2 separate regions of the Homo sapiens genome follow, and region 2 is linked to region 1. A link is a loop called in an ENCODE intact Hi-C map of the cell type or tissue named here. Cell type or tissue: GM12878. All regions are shown on one strand. Each heading gives the region's core, and the rest is flanking DNA. Links, peaks and the distances in the headings are about the cores only.

Evidence for each region. A loop is a pair of places that touch in the nucleus more often than their neighbours do. Peaks named below come from ENCODE experiments on the same cell type or tissue, not always from the same donor. Only the 100,000 strongest peaks of a DNase experiment are listed, where the experiment ranks them.
Region 2: it touches region 1 in a loop (2.4-fold over the local background); 9 of 110 quality-filtered maps call a loop at or near these places.

Annotation. Positions count from the first base shown.
Region 1 is chr2:43,122,581-43,130,906 of GRCh38, reverse strand. LOC105374570 (a long non-coding RNA gene) reads right to left here and starts at 2,511. Exons shown (of 3, transcript XR_940018.3): 1 at 2,445-2,511; 2 at 918-1,277. RefSeq lists an enhancer at 3,042-3,542. In GM12878, for the core only: a CTCF peak has its summit at 3,572 (motif pointing left); no DNase peak of the experiment used is centred there.
Region 2 is chr2:42,855,272-42,863,597 of GRCh38, reverse strand. No RefSeq gene overlaps it. Among named protein-coding and RNA genes, the nearest start is that of TRI-TAT2-1, 49 kb to the right of the region's middle. RefSeq lists an enhancer at 5,776-6,363. In GM12878, for the core only: a CTCF peak has its summit at 4,455 (motif pointing left); a DNase peak (open chromatin) is centred at 4,467; H3K27me3 peaks cover 166 bases.

The sequences.
Region 1 (8,326 bases), core at 273-8,272:
CTGTCTGCAGTGAAGCCCTGGGAAACACATGGCACCTCTACTCTGTGCTCATTCCCTCTCTCCTTGTGCAGAGGGGGTTTCCTGTTGGACAGAGGCCAAGCTGCTTGCCCTTCAATGTGTCCAAGTTTATCCTGGGGTTGTACCCCCAAGTCCAGCCTAAGTTCTGTCTCGCGTGGACACAGCTGCCTCCGAGCCTCTGTGATGGGCCTTTGGGTTCCCAGGCTCTCCCAGGCTCAGATGGGGCAGCCCTGCTGGCCTTCTACCCGCCTCTGTGTCCGGCCACCATGACCTGGGACTCAGCCCCTCACCTCCTGGGAGCCCAGGCCAGCCCTTCCCCGCCACAGCCTAGCATTCCCTTTTGCGTCCCCTCACCTTCACCCTTGCCAATACCGACCTGCAGGCCCAGTGGCACATGGGAAGTGCTGTAGGGTCAGTATAGCAATGACAGAAGTGACTGGAGATGTGTGTGGTTCCCTTTCAGCCTGGCCTCCTCCTCTGCATCCCAGTGGGATGAGGGAGGGGATTAGTTCCTCTCTCTGAATTGTCCTACTCTACCCCCTCCCCACCATTTGAGCGGGACAGCAGAGAGGGGAGACTGAGAGGCCCCAGGGAGGGGCTGAGCACAGGCCTCTCTGGCTGGACCTCGGTCTGTGATGGGAAGCTGCCCAAGCCTGGCATGTGAGGGAGGCAGCCAGGGGAAGCCGGTGGGGCTGGGCAGGGACAAGAGGCAACCCTCTGAGCTGCCAGACAGCTTCCTCTATGACCCTCAGGGGACGGTTCCTCCAATGGCACTGCCAGAGGCTGGGGAAAGAGGTGTCTAAACACCAGTCACTTTTGCTCTAGTTATTTGACCAAAACGAATTGTTCCTTAGAAGGAAAAAGAAAAAAACAAAACCACGAAACCCAAAAAACCTCACCATTGATGTCATGCCGATCACCCCGTGGGCTGATAAACAAGTCCTGGAGCAGATAGCATCCCTGGGCAGGGTGAGCACCCCCCACTGCACCCTTCCTACGGGAAGCTCATCGGAGGTCGGCCTCGCCACTCTGCACACAAACACTGCTGCCCCCTCCACATCCTGGAATGCTGTAGAATGCTGTTCCAACCTTCTGGAGTGGGGGGCCCCAGAGAGAGGTCAGAGCAAGCCTGGGCTCCTCCCCACACATGCCACTCTCACTGGACTGATGTTTCCTCACCTGTTGAGTGGAGGAGTGATAGAGGTATTAAGTATGAAGGTTCTTGGAAGTGTTCACTGGCCAGCCAAGAGGCTGGGGCCCTGCAGAGAAGGGAAAGGGGAGAGGGAACATTTCAGAGAAGAGATCCCACCTCAATGATTTAAGGTCAGTTGACAACATCTGGCCTCAGAGCTGATAGGGTCCCTTTAAGTCCTGAGCTGAGTTCTTATGAATGCTTCTAGGGAACTGCACGCCTTGAGAGTGATTGGCACCATTGCTGAACTCGGCCTGTGGTCTGCTCAGACCCTTGGCTCCTTCTCCAAGTTCTAGAATACAACCTAACCAGAGTTAATGGGTGTTCTTTCTGTTGTACTTCCCTACTTGATTGCAGACTAAGCTCAAATTCTAGTCCACCCTGATGGCTTCCCTCAGTTGAAGTGTACAGCCTGACTTCAGCTCTAGTTTGAGCCCTTATTCCTCTTTTTTTTTTCTTTGAGATGGAGTCTCACTCTGTCACCCAGGCTGGAGTGCAGTGGCATGATCTTGGCTCACTGCAACCTCTGCCTCCTGGGCTCAAGCGATTCTCCTGCCTCAGCCTGCTGAGTAACTGGGATTACAGGTGTGCACCAATGTGCCTGGCTAATTTTTGTATTTTTATTAGAGATGGGGTTTCACCATATTGGCCAGGCTAGTCTTGAACTCCAGCCCTCAGGTGATCCTCCCGCCTCGGCCTCACAAAGAACTACCACTCCTGTCCTGACCCCTTATCCCTCTTTAACTCTGAGCTCAAAGCTCCCGTCCACTTCCATAGCCCATACATACCTCACACTCATTTGTCCCAAACCAAACTTGTCTTTCTCTCACCAGCACATTCCTCCACTTGAATGCTACATCTTAGCTCACAGTCACACTGTAAGCCATCATCCACACCAGAGGCTGAGCCACCCCTGACCACTCCTTCTGTCCAGGGCATCTTATTGGCCCTCTCATCTGGTGAGTTCTAACGCTTTGGTGTCTTAAGGCTTCATCCCCTCTTCCTCATTCCTCTCCACCCCTCAGTTTCTATAGTAATTTAGATCCTCATCTCTTTCCTTAAGAACAGCCAGCGGAACCAATCAGAACTCCGAGGCCATCCTCGCACAGCTGCCAGGGGCTCTTTTCTGATGCCATGGTGCCCCCCTCTCAGTGTCTCCCTGCCTGCCCCTCCAGCTTCATGCTCTGACCCTCCTGGGTGCAGACCATGTGCATCTGGAAACAGCTGGGCCTACCTGCTTCATTACCAGTGCTCAGGCTGCTGGCAAGGCCCTCCTCTCCTCCTCTTCCCCCTTCACTGCCTCCTCCAGGAGGCTTTCCTGACTGGAGACACATGGCTGGTGCTCCTTCCTCCATGCCCCTACTCTGTCCACTTCCTGCTGAGCATGCTCCTCCCTGGGGTGCCTTCCCAGTTACAGACTCAGCCCCGACCCTGGCCACAGACAGGGCCTTCTTCTCTCTACCTAGACTGTAGCTCCACCAACCCTATGTTGTGGCTACATACCAGGCAGACCTGGGTGTGGGTATCCCGTTTTACCCACTTCCCACTGGGGACCTCGGACAAGTGACTTTCTCTCTCTCGGTCTTCCTTTCCTCATCTGTCAAATGGGAGGATAACATAACCTGCCTCCCAGGGTGGGTGGTTGGGCCTGGCACACCGTGAAGGGCAGCACAGGGCGTCCATGCGGCACCCGCTGTTTTGATGACTTGCTAGGACCTGGGAGAAAGTGCAGAGGGACCAGGTCTCTCCAGCACAGTCCTCCTGTTCTTCCCCCTTTCTGGCTGTCTGTGATCTCCACCCAGCAGAGGGCTTGGGCGAGGCCGCCTCTTCCCCTCTGCAGCACTTCCTCCCCAGGACCCAGTGCTGTCCACACCGGCGGCAGGGTCCAGTGTCAGACTCGTTCTCAGCCGGGGACTGTGTGGGCTGCCGCACTCCTCTCCCTGGTTGCAACTGCAGTGCTTTGCTCAATAAGGCCCCAAGGGTTGCTGCAACCACACGGGGACTGAGCCGCTGAGGTGGCACACAGTACACCAGTGGCTTCTAGCTCCAAAGTCCAGATGCTATCCACTCTGCCCTGCTGCTGCCCCTTCTGCCTTTCTTTTGGCATCTGAATGACCTTAGTCTCCTCATCTGCAAAATGGGCATAATAATTGCTTCTCTTGCTTCCTCAGCCAGAGGACAGGGAGAACAATGGGGCTGGGCTGGGAAGTTGTGAGGAGGTGGAGACCTCGCTGTGTGCAAGGCAGGAGAGCCTGGCTGGGCGGGGGATATGACAAGAGTTGCTGTAGGGAGACCTCACCATCCATCCAGCCGCCTCCCATCCTTGGCCAGAGCCGCGTGTCTGAGTCCACAGCGCCCCCTGCTGGCTAGCCGGCCCAGAAGCTCCCTGTGGGCAGCCCCAGCCCCACACGGCGTTTCCCCGCAGGGACCACGCGGAAGGAGCGGACCCTGCCCTCAGGGAGCCCTATCGGAGGAGGGACGTGCAGCCAGGCCTCAGGGAGCCCAGACGGGGCGTGGGGAACCGGGGCTTTTGTCTGAGAAGGGAGCTCCCGAGGTCAAGGAGCATACCATTCTGCTCTGAGGAACCTGCTGAAATCCTTCTGCGGAAGGTCTAAGGCCTGCCAGGGAGCCAGTGGTCAGCTCCAAGTCCAGCAGCCATCCCTTGATTAGGGCTGCCCCCACCCCGCTCCCATCCCACATGGACTTTGAGGGAGGGACATCGGGCAAGGACAGACCCTGGGAAATCAGGCTGGGGCTGGTAAGGTCCCTGGCTCGCCCTCAGGCTGGGCCCCCGTTGGCATCAGTGGCGGTGCTCCCAGCCCTCCGGATCCCAGGTGCCTTTCTTCTCCGTCGGACCTTTTCTTCAAGTCGGTGGCTTCATCATCTCAGCTTTTCCTTAGGCTGGTTCTGTATTGGGTGCTGGGGATTCTGGGAGGAGAAGCCCGTAACTGGCCCTCTGGGATCTCAGACATGCCCTTATCCCCTACCCTACCATCCCCCTTCCCTCCTTCCTCCTCAGTGTCTTCCCTGCTCCCTGGGCTCAGGGACCTGCTCTGGGAGGAAGGCAGCTGAGGCAAACAGACACCCCGCCCCCCCCCACACCAGATTAAAATCCAGCCAGCAGTGCCATCCTTCCAGGATGCTCTCCCAGTCATCCCACATCCTGGGCTCTGCTTACTGTGTTTGAGACTTTCCCCTCAAAATCCCTTCTCCCTCAACTGCCTACATAAGTCCCCAGTGGAATTTCACCTTGTCCAGGAAGCCTGCCTTGCTGGATCTCAGCCTCTGTGGTTTTTCCCAGCTTTAGACTTGCGCAGGATTTCCTGACACACGCTGCTTTATCCCATCTGCCCATAGTAGATGCTCCACGCCTCAGGAAGGAAGATCTATGGCACCTTCTTCCTTGCACCCCTGGGAAGACCCAGGGGACAGTCTCAACATGCTCACTGAAGCCCATTTAAGTCAGTGGTTTTCAACTGGGCACAGTTTTGTCCCCAGGGGACATTCGTCAATGTCTAGAGATAATTTTGATTGTCACAACTTGGGGAGGGGGCGGTGCTACTGGCATCTAGTGGATGGAGGTCAGGGATGCTGTGACACCCCACGATGCACAGGCCAGCCCCAACCCCAACAAAGAACTGCCCAGCCCAATATGTCAGCAGTGCCCAGGTTAGAAATCCTGATTGAAATAAATTCATAGATTGAGGTATAAATATAGCATCCAAGAAGAGGCAATGGCTCAGGCAGGAGCAAATCATCCCTCTGAAGGAGACAGAGCAGGAGCCTCCCCTCCATATGACCATCGCAGTCCCAGGTCCCTCCCACGGCCTTTCTTGGGCTGGTAGTGTCTAAGTGGAGGCCCACCTGAGCTAGAGGAGGAGGAGCCAGGGTCTGTCTAGAGAGGGAGTCCGTGGGGGAAGAGGGCTCTGTGTGAGGAGCTCTTTGGGTACAGGCTTGGCCTCAGTTTAGTCATCTGTAAAATGGGGATAGGGTGGCCCCTTCCAGTTCTAATGGTTTAGGGTTCTAAACTGAGTCTCTGATGTGCACAAGTCCTTTTTCCCTCTGCTGATGGGCAGGACCCCTCCAGCAGAGCTGAGGGTAGAGTACCGGCTTTGGGCCCCTTCACCAGATGTGTAGGGTTATTGTGGCTATAATTGCCCTTCCGGGAAACAGCTGTGAGAACAAGAATGCTTTGATAGGTTCCATCAAAGCTTCCTTCACGTCTCCTGGGGACTGACTGGGTGGGGGCGCATAAAGAACTTCCAGCTGGGAGCAGCTGTTAGCCAGGCCCCCATGCAGAGGTGGAGGCTCCACAGGGTGGCCCCACTTTGGTTGGGGTTAAGAATGTCCCAGAGGCTGGTCACCCTGAGACGGGCCTCTCTGAGGGCTCTTCAGGGGCTGTCTCTGTGCCCTCCTGGGGTGGGCTCGAGTGGCGCAGGGCGCTTGGCTGCAGAGCGGAGGTGGCACTCTCCTGGTGTGAAAACCTCTTGTGCCACCAGGGGCCTAGCTCTGGCTCTCTGGGGCAGGGGTCCACACAGAGGGCAGGGGAAAGTGAGCCCACTGATATCCTCTCAGTCCTCTCAGAGATAACCTGGTCTCTGGTTATCAAGGGGACCTGGAGCACCTCCCTCTCCGGATCTCACAGACCTGCCTTATGGGGGAGAGCTCTATCTGGGGTCCACACCTCACCAGGAAAGGATTGGCCTTGGAGGAGAATAAGCCTCTCTGCCAGTCAAGGCCTTTTTAGCACTTTCCACAAGGAAACTGTTGCCCAAGCAGCCCCTTCTGCAAGTGGGGTGTGTGTGTGTGTGTGCGCGCATGTGCCTGTGCACACTGGCTGCACCGCGACTGGGCTGAAACATCCCTGGGTCCTATCGTGCGGCTCTGCAGGTAAGGCTACATTTTGGAGTTGGCCCTGGGTCAGATGCTGGAATCTCCACAGAGACATTGAACTCCTCCGAGCCTCAGCTTCCTCATCTATAAATGAGCAAAGTATCAGTTCCTACGTTATGGATTGTTGTGAGGGTTGAATGAGGGAATGTATGTTAAGCATTTAGCGTGGTTGCTGGGGCATAGATTGTGCTCAGTGGGTGCTGGCAAGTGTGGCTTTTGCTGCTGCTGTTGTCATCATCATCACCATTCAAGTTAACATCTTGATTTCCAGAATCCAACTTTCAGGTGATCTATTGCTTTAGCCTGATGTGAAAAACAAAGCACTGCCTGGCTTTCCCCACAACCCCACCGCCCTCCAAGCAGCTTGCAGAGGCAGTTGGGAGAAGGTTTAGCCCAGGAACACCTTGGACATTTGGGGTACAGGATGAGGACCACAGATGTGGGGTGGCTGGGGATGCAGCTGAGATTGGCTGTGTTCCTGTTGCTTTCGGGGAATGTGTGTGAGATCATGTGTGGTGAGTGTGTGAGGGTGCAGGAGTGTGGTCTGCACCGTCTGGGTGTGTGTCTGTGTGGGGCATGCATGCATGCTCTGGGTGAGGGCACGTGTGTGCCGGGTGTGCACCATGTAGGAATGCTTCTCGGTCCGTGTGTGTGAGGGCTTCTCTGCATTGACACCCCTCTGGGTTTCTCTGCCCCCCTGCTCCCCAGCTGAGTGCATCTGTGTTTCTGCTGCTGTGTGTGGGTACCTGGCCCTTGGGTCCTTTCTAACAGTGCCGTGGTGGGCTGATTTGTGGGAGCTTCTGCTGCATGAGGGGGCTCCAGGGCTGACGTGAATGGAGGTAGCACAGGCCTGCTGCTTCAGGAGGGCTGAGTGTGGAGGCCTTCTGGGTCTGCAAACATCCTCCTCATGCTAGTGGAAGTTAAAGATTCTTTCCTGCAGTAAAGACTATCGGGTTATTAAATCTAATTCTGAGCCACGATGGAGTTTAGAGTTCCACCCTGGACTAGTTCTCTCATTTTACGGCTGGGGATCTGAGACCTAGCCAGGGGTGGGGCATGGCTTGAAGTGTGGGCCGTGGGGGCTATGGGCTGCTGTTGGGCACCTCCCTGGCCCTACTCCCTACCCTGAATGGTGTCTCTCCGCGGCCAGACCCGGGGCAGAGGTAGAAGTCTCAGCAGAGAATCTGGGTTTCGGCACAGCTTCTGCTGGTCCTGGCAAGGACTTCTCTGGGAACAGGCTCCTAGAGCATAGAGTTTCTGATAAACAATGAATAACTTTTTAGTATAGTATGTCATAAATATTGCATGGAACATATTTATACTAAAAATTATTCATTATTTGTTTGAAATTCAAATTTAACCTGGCATTCTTATTTTTATTTGCAAAGTCTGGCAACTTAGCGCCAAATGGGCTAAGAGGCTGGGGGAGAAGTAAGGAGACCCAGCCGGCCATGTTCCACCCTGGCCAGCAAATTCAGGGCAGCTCCAGTCAGCTCATGCCTGTTGAGTGATTCCTGGGGCTCAGCCTCGTGCCGGGAGCATGGGGCTTACTCAATCTGAGGCCCAAGGCCTCTGCCTAGTAGATCCACATGGTCTAACTCAGTGGACCTGAATGGTGGGGCCAGGGAACCAGACTGGCTTAGGACAGCTTTCCTACTGATGTGGCTGCTGTTTTTCAAATGTTAGGAGATACTACTGTAATGAATAAAATGCACATTTGTTTCAAGGCAAGCATTGCATAATGGCTGTTGCTATTAAAACTTTTTCTCAATCAGGAGAACACCAAAAGCATAATTACTAGTGGAGAGGGACACATTTAGGGGTGTGATTTTCTACTGAAGAGTGTGAGAATTCTAGGACTTGACCTTTCACGTAGCATAAACCCCATGGGCATGTGGTGAAGCCTATGGATGGACCCCTTCTCAGAATAATGTTTTCAAATGTGTAAAACAAAATTCACAGGGCTGCAGAAGAAACCAATGCTACTAAAATACATTTACCAAAGCATTAAGAAAACAGCTCTGATGTAGTAATATGTGTGCTTCTTTATTGACACTTTAATTGTGATCACTTTAAAGTGGTGATAATATAAATGATATTTGAAAAGACCTGCAACAACTCAGATGTGATTTAAAAATGCCTGTGAGTTTGGCTGGGCTGGTGACAAAGCTTGAGGTTCTGCAAATACAACTGGAGATTTTTCCTACGTCCATGTTGAAAGGA
Region 2 (8,326 bases), core at 311-8,310, 270 kb after region 1:
TCTCTCGCCCTTCCTGAAAGTGGGTCATGCATCCCCACTCTAGCCATGCGACCTCCAATGACATCCGTGGAAGGCGCATCCTTCCCCACACGACTGAACTGGCCACATGCCCAGCCTCGGCCAATGGCAGGTGAGAGCATAGGACATAGGCCGTGTCCCAGCAGATGCACTAAAACACAAGGCTGGCCTCTGCCCACTCTCCTACTCTTTTCCCCTGCCCTGGGAAGGGCAGGACCCAGATGGGAACTGCTCCTTCAGTCATGGGGAGCAGAGCCCCCTCCCACTACAGCCACCAACATGTAAGATGAGTGAGAAATAAACTGCTATGTTTTAGGACATAGCAATACAGGGCCATTTGTGACTGCAGCCTCACCTAGCAAAAGCTGCATGACATGGGACCTTGTTCTCCTCCTAATCCTCCATCTCCAAAGCAGTGTCTCTTGTCTACTTGCCTGTGGTCCACAGCCAGAGAACCCCATCCTGCTTTCTCTGTCTTGGGCAGAGGCCTCACGTCACCTACAGGGGCCCTCAGGTCTGGCTGTGCCTCGCTTGTGATGCTCAGTGTAGGTAGGTGGTCAGTCCCGGGATGCTTAGGTATGGGTCCTGTGACCCTGCTGCTCCAGCCCCGAGAGGAAAGCTTCTCAGCCCAACTCGCAGCCAATTCCCAGCCTCCCGGGGGCTCACATGGACATTCCAGAGCCCATCCACATGCAGACACCCAGGGCAGCTGGAGAACGCGAACCTCAGGGCCCGCCTCGGCCCAACCCCACTGAGCTGCTGCCTACAATCTGAGTTGGCCACCGACAGTGGGTGCTGGAGGGCTGACCTCAGGGTGGCTTTCTCCAGGCCCCCCGTGAGATAGAACAAGTCCCCCCTGCCCTCAGTGGCCCCTCAACCAGACCAACACACCTCCTTCCTACCTGGGTTGTGGTGAACTCTGTTCTCTAAATGACCAGGCCTGGCCCTCAAGATGTTACAGGAAGATTTCTGTTAGCAAATCCCCTGCTCTTTCCACAAAGCCTGAGTTTCCCCACCAGTATCTCAATAGTGAGGTCAAGGAAGTCAGCTCTGAGCCTAAAGATGGCTACCTTCCTTTCCTTTCCTGTGGCAGTCAGTCTCATGGCTCAGCCTCTGAGGTGGAAGGCTGCAAGGAAACAGGATTTAGGAAACAGTAAAAAGAAATCCATTCAAATGGTTTAGATAAGCCAGGCGCAGTGGCTCATGACTGTAATCCCAGCACTTTGGGAGGCTGAGGAGGGAGGATTACTTGAGCCCGAGTTCAAGACCAGCCTAGGCAACATAGCGAGACCTCATCTGTACAAAAAAAAAAAAAAAGAACACAAAAATTAGCTGAGTGTGGTGACGCATGCCTGTAGTACCAGCTACTCGGGAGGCTGAGGTGGGAGGATCACCTGAACCTGGGAGGTGGAGGCTGCAGTGAGCCATGATCACACCATTGCACTCCAGCCTGGGTGACAGAACAAGACTCTGTCTCAAAAAAAAAAAAAAAAAAAGGTTAAAATGATACATGTTACTGATGCTAAGTGTTACTGTGTGTTTTTTCACCACAAGGGGTTTTGGGGGGTTTTTTTGGGCAGCGGGGGGTGGGGGAGATGGGGTATGAGAAAGAGCTTGTTCAAGTAATTAAATATAAGGATGAGGCTAGGCAGGGTGGGGGGTGGGGACACGACCCACAGAAAGCACAAGTCCCTTGGGACCCTCCTCCTCTGCCCGCATTTCAGAGGCTACAGCCAAATCTGGAACCAGGTCCCAGCGACCACTAGCTCCTGTGGGGAGGAGTGGGTACAGGTTTCTCCAGGGCCCTGGACCCAGGGACATAGAGGAGTTCTCGAACCCACAGCCCTACCTGCCCTGTCTGCAGACAGGCACCAACCAGGGCTGGGGCCAATCAAGAGAAATCTAGAGGAAAACACAAAGGAAAACTAAAAAAGACACAGCAGAATAGAACAAGGCATCTCACTAACACTGCCAGAGAGAGGAGAGTTCGAGGGCACAGATGAAGAAGACAGGGGCAGCCCTGCAGGGACATCCCAGGAGGCCAAGGGTAGGAGGCTGGACAGGGTAGACCCTCCAAGCCCAGGTCCAGAAGGGTATTCCCTGCCTCCCCAACCGAGGACTCCAGGCACCCATCCCTGGATCCTGCAAGGCCAAGGCAGGGTCCAGGTGCATGCTGCCAACCATAAGTTTTTAAAAATATTTTAATTTAAATTTTTTAGATTTTAAATTTTAATTTTTTAGTCAAATTTGTTGAAAAAAATAGAAAATTCAAATCCACATGTGTTGCCAATTAATTTTCCCCTTACTTCACCTTCTACAGAAGGGCTATGAAGTAGGGTGGGCTGGCACCACTCAGTGCCTACAACCCACTTCTCCTAATTTTGCTCCTTGTGATATTTCTGTTTTCTCCTTCTTCGGGATTCTTAGATCAGTTGCCGTCCTCGTCCTCCTAAGGAAGGAAGGATGTTTCACCACCACCCAACCTGCTGGAATGGGGCTTAAGAGTAGCCCCATCCTTCTCATGTGACCTTCTCGCCCCAGACCCCAATACAATCCTCTCACTTTCTTCCTGCCATAGGTACACAGAACTCAAGAGCCTTGATATATGCACGATATGTTCAATGGCATTCAGGAATTGGAATGACTGCATAGAACAGGAAACCCAGATCACAGAGGCATAAACAAAAGAGGAACTCATTTTTCTGTCACATGATGAAAAGGTCAAAGGCTGGAAATTCAGGGCAGCCCAGCATCTCCACGATGTTGTCCAGATCCTGGGCTCATCCTGGCCTTCTCTTCTGCTACTATAGGGTATGACTTTTGAACTCATGCTCACAAAATGGTTGCTGAAGTTACCACCATCACATCCATAGTCCAGGCAAGAGGAAAGGTTAATGGTGCTGGTGTGTGCACTAGCTGAATGTCCACCTTTTAAGGAACTTTGCTAGAAGCTCAACCCAACCACTCATGCTTCACCTCATTATCCAGAACTGAATTATGTGGCTATCCTTAGCTTCAAGATGAGACTAGAAAATGAAGTATTTTAGCTGGGCCAATTGCCAACCCTAACGAGTTGAGATTCTATATAGCAGAGGAGAGTTGAGAGTTGGTCAGGAATTGGCAGCCCTGTCACATATGCCTAATTCCAGTGCTGTTATTGGAAGTACCAAGGCTGGCAGCTTCCACACTGGGTCTTCAGTCGCTCATGTCTTCTGTGTCTGCCTTCATTCCTCTACTCAGATGGCAAACCTCTTTGTAAACAGAGAAAACATGTTCATCATTTTCATTACTCCCTCTTCCCAACCCCAACCTTCCAATCCTACTGTACCAGCTCAATAAATGCTTACTTTAGAAAGAAAAAGCAGTAACACTCACTATTAACCATATATGCCTTGGGACAAACTTTCCATTTCTTATTTGAATCACTGTTTTTATCGTGTATTGCATTGTCATTTTCCATTTCGTGAGCTTAAGTAGCAACTCCTCAAGTCAGCTATAAATTCCTAACAGTCTAGAAGTGCCCAATCCAGTGACTTTCACACGGTGAATGCTTTCATGACTTGTAGAGTTTATTTGGCCTGAGTTCTAGTCATTATCAGTAACCACAACAATAGTAATTTCATACCTTTATGATGCTTCGAAGTTTACACAACTTCCTTTATACACATTCTCTCACTTGGTCTTTTAAGTAACTCTTTTAAGTAAGGCTGCTGTAATTATCCCTTTTTCACAGACAATGAAATGGAGGCTAAGAGAAGGTATATTGCTTGCCCAGAGGCATGAAGTCAGTGTTTGAACTGGAACTTAAATACAGGTCTTTGACTTCAAATCCAGCAGTTTTCCATCAAACTTGAGGCCTCGATTCTCTCACTTTCAAAAATGAAGAAATTAATTTAGATTATTTCAATGCAGCACTGTCCATTAGAAATAGAATATGAGACACATATAATTTAAACTTTTCTAGTAGTCACATTTAAAAAGGAAAAAGAGACAGGCGAAATGAATTTTAATAAACTTTTATTTAACTCAACTCAAAATATTTCAACATGCAATCTTCATATTAATAAGACTTTTTTTGCTTTTGAAAGCTAATTTTTTTATTTATGTCTTTAAGTCATAGGAACTTCTAAAGAATGAAAGCCAATGTGTTTATGACACTTTCAGCACATCACAATTTAACCACTTTTCAGGTGCTCAAAAGCCACACATGGCTAGTGGTCACCATATTGGAAAGCTCAGCTGTAATGTTTGAAGGGTAAATTTAACTTTAAAACAAGCTCCTATATCTAAGATTTCGTGATCAAATTATTTTAGAAATTATCTAAAAGAGTTATTTTCTGTACATTCTTGCAATAAAGGAGAACTGCCTGTTCAACAACTATCCCCCTGTAGAAAACTGGCTTTGCCTAGATCCATCACAAAGCACCACTGCCATCTGGTGGTAGACTCTTGAATTGCCAGCAAATTCCCCAAGAGGAAATAATCAGGCTCTCGGAATGAGTTTATCAAAGCAGTAGAAACTGACTCCACATAATCCAGGAGAATTTGTTGAAGAATGCACAATGCTGGGCCCTGCTGAATCAAAATCTCCAGGACAAATCCCAAACACCCAGATTTTCAGTAAATGTCCCCAGTGGTCATTCACACTGAAACTTGAGAATGGTTGATCTAAAGGACATGCCTATATAATACAACCATAGAAAATTCAGTGACAGTAAATGTCAGAAGAGGACTCATTCTTTCCTGATACTGTTCTGATATTTGTCAGACTGCTAATTTCTTAGTTTCTACATAGAAAAAAAAACCCCACCCCCAATATATACACACACACACACACAGTTGGAAAGAATCCATAATCCCATCACTTTTTTCAAAACTTAAAGGAAGAAAGAAGTCTATGTGGCCACTCCATCTCCGACCCCCCCACCCCCAACACACACACACACCCCTAAGACACAACTCTGTAACAGTTACATATAGCTCAGGCCCTCACAGCCGTGTCCCCACTCCCAGCCTCTGCTCTCACCCTGCTCCCTCCACACCCAAGTTCCAGCCAGGCCAGTGCCTTCACAGCTCTCCCCCTTCACCTCACTCCCCTTCTGAGACTTTGCAGAGCTGTCCCCTCCATCTGGAACAGCAGTCACCATCCTACCCTCCAGCCCCCATGACTTGTCCCTCATAATGCAGCTCAGGCATCAGCTACTCAGGAAGCCCCTTGGGGAGCCCTCTAGACTGTGCTGGGTCCCCCTCCTTCCCCCCGAAGTGCCCCATATGGTAGCTGTATTGTCTGACTTCTCCACACAACTGTAAGCTCCTTATGGGGCAGGGCTGCGTCTCTTGTCTCTGTATCTCTGCCACCTAGAAAAAACTCTGCCACAAAGCAGGCATTGTTAAGAATTTGCTGAGTGAATAAATGTTTTCTTTTCCTTTCTTTTCTTTTCTTCTTTTTTGAGACAGGGTCTTGCTCGGTCTCTCAGGCTGGAGTGCAGTGGCACGATCATGGCTCACTGCAGCCCTGAACTCCTGGGCTCAAGCGATCCTCCCACCTCAGCCTCCTGATTAGCTGGGATTAGCATGCATCACCACACTCGGCTATTTCTTTTTTATTTTTCTTTATTACTTTTGTTTTATTTTATAGAGATGGGGCTCTCTGTGTTGTCCAGGCTGGTCTCGAACGTGTGGGCTCAAGCCATCTTCCTGCCTCCGCCTCCCAAACTGCTGGGATTGCAGGTGTGAGCCACCACGCCCAGCCATAAATAAATGTTTTCAAAAGCATCAAGTAGTCCCTCTGATTTTTAAATGATAATGCTAGTTCTGATGAGTTGACGACACTAAGCAGTGTGGACCTTTACTGGAGTCTCAGTAATGTCAGCTTCCAGCTCTGAGGACGGAGCTGCAGACGTTATGACGGCTGACCAGAAGCGTTTGTGTCGGGGACTAGGGAGGGCAGTGATTTGGGCACCATGAACACAGTGAGACACGGACGGGTGCAGGAAGAGGGCAGTAACAGAGTAACCCGGGAATGCCGTCCCCACCTCCCAGGAAGGGATCCATTTCCCCAGAGGACAGAGGCCTGCTGCATCTCGCCCAGCTAATCTGACAGAAGCCAGCTGCAGCACTAGGCCTGCCCCCGGGAAGGCATGCTGAGGCCGGGAACCACATGCCACTGTTTGCCCCTGGGGGACAGGGGCACAGGGAGAGGGTAATTGACTTGTCTCCCAAGTTTATTTATTAATTCCTAGCTGCACCATTTGATGTGGTTTCCAGGAGGCACGCCGTTGAAATGTGCCGCCCTTCCCCATCCTGGCTGCAGTGGCCCCAGGGAGATGGGTGAAGCTCAGAGCCAGCCCACAAGTCAGACCAGGTGCAGGCAGGGGACTAGGAAGGGTGCCCACCATGCAGGGAGGCTTGCCGGCCCCAGCGCAGGCAGCAGGCCATGGCATGGGGTAGGGTGCAAGGCAACAGTGGACGGTGTGCTGGGGAGCCTGAGACGATGCGCCTCGGGACAAGTGGCCGCAGCTCTCTGCTTCAGCTTCCCCAGCTGTGAAAAGGAAAAATGAGTGGCGGCAGCTGCCACTTCGTAGAGCTGAGTGAGAATACCAACGTGCTGAGGGTAGGAAGTGCTGTTACAAGTCAGGGGCACCCCGCAACTGTCGAATGTTCCAGACGGGCAAGTGTGTATCTCTAAGTGCCGGGTCTAGGCCTAACTTTGCTCCTCATTTTATGTTTTCCGAATTTCCCGTGCTTCCTACAATTAGCATGAATAAGCTGTATAACCAGGGAAACATTAGACTAAAGAGAATGGGAAGCGTGTGGCCCAGAGATGGAGCCACGTCTCAACAAGCAGGGTGGTTACAGGGTGGAGGGAGAAAGGGGGTGATCCCTCCAACCCAGGCTTGAGCGAGGAAGGACACCTCAGATGCAGGGAGAGGGTGGAGCCTGAAGGGTAAAGGGAGGGGGCGATGACTTGAATGAAGGTAGCCATAGACCCCAAACAGAGGAAATGGGAGCCAGGCCCCAAGATTCTCTATCCAAGGCAGTGGCTCTCCTGGCTTTCAGCCTTTGAAGGGTCAGCACAAGTCACCTTCATTTAGCTGGTGTGCTCCCCACTGTGTGGCTCCAATCCCCTGGACTCTCTCCAGAGACTCTATCCGCTTCCTAGGACGGATGATTGAGCAGGGCGTGACCGCCCAGGAGGTGGGAGGTGAGTGCAGAGGTCAGGGGTTCTCCATGCTCCGCCATACCCACCGTCCACGGGCCCCACAACTCTGTATGTGTGTGCAGACCCTGGTCCCAAGGAAGTGGCCATGGCTTCTTCCAAGAGGCACATGCCCGTCCAGGCCCCAGGCCAGCGTCCCCCTCCCCTCACCCCTCACCCTGTGGCTCCCCTGCTCACTCCCATCGACACTCTAGAGAAGAAGCTACTGACAAAAAAATGTTTAAAGATGTCACAAAGTTAGCAGCAAATCAAAGTCCTCGGAGCCCTGAAACTGACATGGTAGAGATGTAGGCCACCTGCCCTTTGAGATTCTGGGAGAATTGGCCGCACTCCGATCGCTTACACACTTTTCCGATATGTCTTTGCCTCGGAGCACCAGTTCCTACTGCATTTGTTCAGTGGGCAGAGAGTGTCCCGGCCCCACATTCACGGGCTAGAATAATCCACCCCTTTCCTTCACTCCTTTGCCACGAGACCACTCACACAAGGCCTGTGTGTGGCCAGGCCAGAGGGCTTTGCCACAGGCCTAACCAGTGTCTACCCACTGAGGAAGGCCAGGCAGCCCTCCCCAGTGGATGCGGGCCTTTGTGAGGACAGTTTCCGTGGGCCGGGCCACCAATCTGGAGGGCCCCGAGCTGTGTCCACATTCACATTTCTTCACTCAGGCCAGGCTGTGTGCGCACACACACCACACTGTCACACACCCAGGCTGGACAGGGTCCCCCACTCTCTTGCAAGAACTGGACAGAACTCACACTTGTGTTCACACCCAGCTGGGCCACACAGGCATTCACACGCTCACCTGGACTGGCTAAGTTCCTATTCAAGGGGTTTCTGCCTCTGCCCACCAGGATAATCCCCACACCAGGGAGAGATGCCACTTTTTGTGTCAGGGAATAAGATACCCCGAAGCCCACTGGAGAGGCCAGGGCCACTCTGGGTAGGGTGTGAATGGGGGCTGGGACCCAGGCTAGCATAGGGCCTGGCTTCTGTCCCCCAGGTCCATCTGGGCCAGTTGGCCTGTGGGCAGGGAGCTGTCTTAGGCTGACACGGTGCTCTTAGGTCAGGGGAACCCAAACACAGAAAGGA